Regions from separate parts of the Homo sapiens genome. Here region 1 is linked to region 2. The links are chromatin contacts, found by Hi-C or POLR2A ChIA-PET in ENCODE. All regions are on one chromosome and are shown on one strand. Each heading gives the region's core, a stretch centred on a gene start or an enhancer-like site at or near the end of the contact. The rest is flanking DNA. Distances are from core to core; before and after follow the strand shown.

Region 1 (2,971 bases), core at 325-2,824, 2.4 Mb after region 2:
AAAACCTGGAAAAACCTGCATTACTGTGTAGGTTTAGCAAGAGGAACCAAAAAAGGGTAGTAAGCTGATTGGACTTTATGTCTAGGGTGAAAGAAAGGATTTGCAGCAGCAGCATATCAGAGCTAGAGAAATAGTCATGAATATTGAGAAGTTTTAAAGTGCAAATGGTAAAATGAAAAGAGAATAGATATGATACTCCACTACATACAAAGACAAAGACAAATTCCAGAAATAAGGCATAGTGGCCCAAAGTGGAGGGTCTTGGGCTAGAGAAATGTTAGAAGGAAGTAAGAAGTGGACAGATGTATGAAAGGAGAGCCTCAAAGGATTCCATGATTGAGGTGATTCTGAAGTCTCTTCTCCAAAGACAGACTACCCAGTTCCATGCTCTTCTTCAAATAGGTTTTTCTGGTAGTACAGAGGGATTACAAAATCAACTAAACACCATCATTAATGAGGACCGTAAAAGCTTTCCCCATGGAAGTATGCAATAATAATTGTTAATTCAAGTAGATGAAGCATTCATTCATTCTCCCATTCAGTCAGCAAAAATAATGCACGGAAAGGATTTGCACAGTACATGGCAAATAGTCGTTCTCATTAAAGGGTAACAGGCATTCTTTCCTTCTTCCTTATTAGTATTACACTAATATTAAAATTATTATTACTACTATTCTTAGTTTTACTTATTGCCAAATTCTTGTTCTAGACAACCAATTATTGAGAGCAATGACTATGATTAACTTTTTTTTCCATTTTTTTTCCTTTAGCACCTAATATTGCATACAAGACATAGCTGACTGGCATTCGATGACTGTTGAATAAAGACATTAATGATGGAAAGACAAAATACAGATGTCTTTGCAAAGGTGCAGCTTAAGGGCTTATAGGCACCTATAAATCAGTGTGATTAGTGCTTTAGTAGAGATCTGCACAGGAGGTTGTCAGATCACAGAAGATAATTAATTAACCAAGGTAAGTTAGGAAGCAAGACACTCAGAGAAGACACAGCATATTTGGAGAGTAATAAAATAGAACTGCTAAAAATGAGTAATATAACCATTGAAATTTAAACAGAGAAAAAGCAATTTAAATGTTAAACAGAAGATGAAGTATAGCTAAAGAAAAACTTAATAACCCATAATATTCTTGAAATTAATTCAACAAATGTTTATTGTGATGCTACTATGTGCAAAGGATTATTCTAGGCACCAGGGTTACATTAGCTAACAAAGCAAAGTCTACCATCATGTTTCTAATACAAATGGAGGAAGCAGATAATAATCCAAAACCACCAGAAAATATTTATAAACATAACATAGAAATACGCACAATAACAAGGAGTTAAAAGGGTAAGGAGGAAATGCCAGCCTGCTGGTGTTGGGGGTATTAACAACATATTATATAAAAGTTAATAAGCAAAAGCCTCTATAAGAATATGACTTTCAAGCAGAGAATTACAGGAAGTGAGGGATCAAATGACTCAGATATCTGGGGGAAACAGATTCTCAGAAGGAAATTACAGATGCAAAGATCTTGAAGCAAGAATGAATTCTGGCACAGAGAGGAAAAAATATTCACTCAGAAATATGCCCAGAGTGGTGGTTACAAGGGCGTGTTGCCCTTGGTCTGCTAATCTCCTTCTATGCATGGTAGATAATTAATTCTTGTCTCATGATTGTCTTTGCTGAAACTGGTTTTTTTCTTTCATTAGAAGGGTTGGACCAAACTTGGTTTCTGCTTATGTAGTTGTTTAGCTCACTTTCAATGTACATATTTATAGATATATTTTATTGAGGCTTTGCAAAATGGCTGCTTCTCATGGCTTTTTTTTCTGGGGACTGCCTTTTCTTTCCAGGTGGCTCCCCACATTTCTGATAATGTCTTTCTGATATGAGTTCTATGTTATTTGTCCATTTGCCTCTCTTGCACGTGATCATGATTCTACCATATTTAGGATGTTGTTTTCCCTTTGCACTCTCTGTTATTGTACTAATAAAGGAAGAGGAGAGAGATCATCTTTCATAGAAAGAGCACTTTTCTCATTAGGGCAGCATCATGATGCTTGTGTATTAAGACTTCATGGCTTAACTGCTTTTGCCTTCTGCCCAGGGATGATAGTGCCATATCCAGCCAATCTGAATATGTGACCCTATCGGCAGACATATCTCTCTTGTGGCAATGGAGTCATCTTGTACAATAAGTTGCTACCATTGAGCATTAAACTCATCAAATGAAAAAAAAAAAATGCCCGGGACATTCTCTATAACAAAGACCTACTATCCTGGGAAAAAGACTTCTCAGAGCTTTATTACACCCAACAGGAGCGGTGTTTACCCAACTTCATTCCCATCTAGCAATTCTGTCTCACCTGAAAGGGGAGAACAAAACTAGGAAATACTGGTGTAGATCACAGCCCAGGAACACAGGTCTAGTAAAGGACTAAGATCCCATCATAAGATTATAGAAGGATTCCTTTAACATACTTGCTACCACCACATCAACAGGGTACTAGTGTATATAGTAATAGTGAGTAATAGTGGAGAACAGTTAAAAAACCTGCAAGGCACAGACTTTATTTACATATGAGTTTTTAGGGAAGCCCAAAGACAGTAGAGAATAAAAAAACAGAATCTCATAGAATGTGAAGTCTCTGGAACATATGGCTAAAGCAAATATTGAACACAGTACAACTCCTAGCCAAAATAACATAAAACCTCACACAAATGGCCATATACCTCCGTTCTTGTTATCTAATACATCATGTAAGTCTTTCAACAATAAAACATTTCAACAAAAGTAAAACATGTTAAAGGACAAGAAAAATCAGTTCAATATTTAAAAATACCATTTACAACAGCACCAAATACACAGAGAAGCTACATGTGGAAAACTACCAAACTTCGATGAAAGAGATCAGTGCAGATCTAATAAATGGAGGGATATTTTATATAAATATTCCACCAGATTC
Region 2 (2,925 bases), core at 342-2,841:
AGAAAGATTATAATGTATGCTTTATGTTTTTTTGTATGTGTGTGTGTGTGTGTGTGTGTGTGAAAAGAAAGCCAATGTTCTAAAGTGATTTTGTAAGTGACTTCTTTCTAGTACAGAGTCCAAGTTTCCAATGTCATTCCTGCTTGAATTTCATCACACTATTGAACACAGCAGACAAAAAAATACTGTAAGATTTGCAGTGCAACAGTGCCAGGTGTTTTAAAATGTAAACGTTGCTTTCCTGGATATAAGTTACTATGTAAGTGGAATGAAATATTTAATCACATGGCATAAATCTTTTGAAAGAGACTATCTGAGAGATCCTTGGAAACAAATGATTGCTGTATACTACTAGACAAAGTCAAATATGCCATAGAGCAATTAGTTACGGTAAAACTTGCCTTGTTTAGTTTTGGTGCTTTGTTTTAAATGATTTCAACTAGTCTCAGCTATTTAAAAAATACATTCTTTTCTTTCTTTATGACTGTGCTAATTTAGATTATCAAGTTAAAATAGAACTGCTCCAGAAATTCAGAGTGAATGGAAGGGTGTTTAATAATAACTTTAATACACATTTTACAATTTTTGAACATACAGAAACATTTTGAAAGCAAACCCCCAGCTCAAATAGTAAGTTCACAAAAATCTAAATGTTAAGGTTACAGATGGGACCTAGCTTGATTTGGACTGATGTAACAAAACTTTATAAAATCGGTGGAGCTATTTTTTATAAAAATGACCACCTCAACATAATTAAATTACTTGATGCATTTTAGATACAAAATATGGTTGATTTACTAAGCATGTTAAGATAAAATAGCTAAGTGAAGCACATATTCTATATTTCTTTGTAAATATGGTATGTAGTATTACTTTTATTTTATAGCTGGTGAAGAGAGCTTGTGATACCTAATTTGTCAATGGTTTCAGTGAATCACAGCTATATAAAAGCACAGACCTTTAGAGCTGGAAGGAATTTAGCTATCTTGACCATTATTGGTCTAGTTGAAAAAGAGGTATGAAAACTGGCTCCAAAACCAGATTCTTGAGTTATCTTTCCTTGTAAAGGACTTGTAAAATTTCCTGGGTCAGCATTCCCTTTCTTTGTTTCAGATTTTCTTTTTCTGAATTCATTCTTACTAATTATTCATTTTTGAATAGTCTTCTAATCACTAGATTAAGGTTTTGCTCATCTCCAAACATGATCGAAGTGAGCCTCAGAAGACCCTTCATTTGAGCTCATATGCACAGCGCTTAAACCGACACCCAATTTGACCAAACATGTAAGGACATGACCTTCCAGCGTCATGAATATCACGACGTTCCTTTAGCAAGGGCTTTGCTTAATAGGGCTGCAGTGAAAATCCTCCGTCTAAATCCTTGAGAAGTTGTAATTTGTAAAAATGCAAATTATCTGAAACCAGATATTTTTTTCTTTTTCTTTATGGAGAGAAACTGGTCTGTTACATCTAGTAAAGCGTTCTAATCCGGTTGACCCTCTAGAGGGAGACATAGTCCAGCTTTTATACCAGTTGCCTCCTCATCTTTTACTGTCTCGTTCTTTTTCTGCAGGACCGTTGTTTGCTCTCAACGGCAGTTGCTGGGGCTAACAGAACTGGCTGTTGGGAGAGAGAGGCGAGGCAACGCCGCCCGGCCCTGCCATTCCATTTTACTGCTTAACTCAACCTGGAGTGTCAGGACCTATTCTCCTGCATTCTCGCTGCACTATACGGGGGAGCCAAGTCACTCTGTACTCACTGGACAGCCAGGCTGGGTGGAATAGGGTTCTAGAGTGGAGCAGGGGCTCTGCCCTTTATGGCGACTTTCTAAAAGATTAGCATCAGTGTCTTTTGACAGTATAGCATCTGGGGTGGGACGCGGAGAGGAGGCTTTGCTTGCTAAACGGCTTCTTTCTCCGCCGGTGATCTGGATTTGTTTCCTCGGCCCCCTCCCCCCGCTCCTTTCTTTCTCCCCTCCCGCCTTTAGCAAAGTGACACAGGCGACACCTGCTCGCTTGTGTTCGATGTTGGAACTCGCACCTCCTCGGTGGTGACGGTGCCAGGGCACTGCTACCAGGGGGACATCGGCGGGTTTCCCTTCCTTCCAGCCCACGATGCCTAGAAGGGCAGCGGGTGGGCTGCGTGGGGCTCTGCCCGCAGCACTTCGAGGCGGGATTGAGGGGCTGAAGCTGGCCAGGAGTTGCTGCTAAGTGGATTCGAGTGGAAGGCGCCAAGTCTCCGCGAGGGCACCAGCGGGGACCTATCTGCGAGCAGTGGGAACAGGGGCACCTGGACGGAGGAACGCGGGCGTCTGGAGGGGGGACATCGGCTGAGCTCAGAGCCTCTCCTCCTTCCTGTCCCGAGCTTCCCAGCAACTCCGCCACGTTGGAGACCCGGTACCTGCGAGAGCCAGGGAACTCGAGAAGTGCGTGGCCGAGGCTGCTTTCCTGAAGGTGAATCATTCTGTCCAATTGCCTTTCCCCAGAGAACAAGAGGGAGGGCGGGAGAGAGGGAACGGAGGATGTGTGAGTGTGTGTGTGTGTGAGAGGGAGAGACGACGTGAGGCGAGAGGAAAAGTCTTTAGTCGGCCTTAAAAGCAAACAAATCAGAGATGGAATAAGAGCGGTAATTGCAGCAAGACCGCCTTGATTCTTGCAGTCCAGGGAGCTGAGCGCACCGCGCGCATCCGGCGAGGACAGGAGGCGACCGCGGGCGCTGCCAAGGGCTGCGGGACTTTGGCTTTTCCTCAGTAAACAAATCTTTTGATTACTTTGACACTGTGGAATAAAGAAGCGGGGAGAAGGATCAGGCTCACCTTCACCCGCTTCAGGGGGATTCCAGCTTGGATGTCAGATTCCTGAACCGTCTTTGCCATCGGAGGAGGAAACACATCCACACACGCGCGCGCACACTCGCACGCTCAGGG

What was found. A loop is a pair of places that touch in the nucleus more often than their neighbours do. ChIA-PET counts read pairs that join two places held with the same protein, here RNA polymerase II (POLR2A). Pooled maps may share reads with other maps.
Region 1: a loop to region 2 is called in a map of B cell, with 5 times the contacts of the local background. The contact joins the enhancer-like site here to the promoter of TAFA2 in region 2. A Hi-C loop is called at or near these places in 5 of 168 maps with a recorded cell type or tissue (B cell, CD4-positive, alpha-beta T cell, IMR-90 and 2 more), 5 of 37 single-sample maps with no recorded cell type and 14 of 50 pooled maps. POLR2A ChIA-PET finds 5 or more read pairs at or near these places in 1 of 52 experiments (activated naive CD4-positive, alpha-beta T cell).

The regions. Positions count from the first base shown.
Region 1 is chr12:59,838,279-59,841,249 of GRCh38, reverse strand. No RefSeq gene overlaps it. Among named protein-coding and RNA genes, the nearest start is that of SLC16A7, 240 kb to the right of the region's middle. Within about 2 kb of position 1,574, at least 2 of the 41 ENCODE cell types and tissues checked have a DNase peak (open chromatin) inside an H3K27ac peak, as active enhancers do.
Region 2 is chr12:62,191,439-62,194,363 of GRCh38, reverse strand. TAFA2 (TAFA chemokine like family member 2) reads left to right here and starts at 1,591. Exons shown (of 5, transcript NM_178539.5): 1 at 1,591-2,925. RefSeq lists a silencer at 2-296 and an enhancer at 1,666-2,199.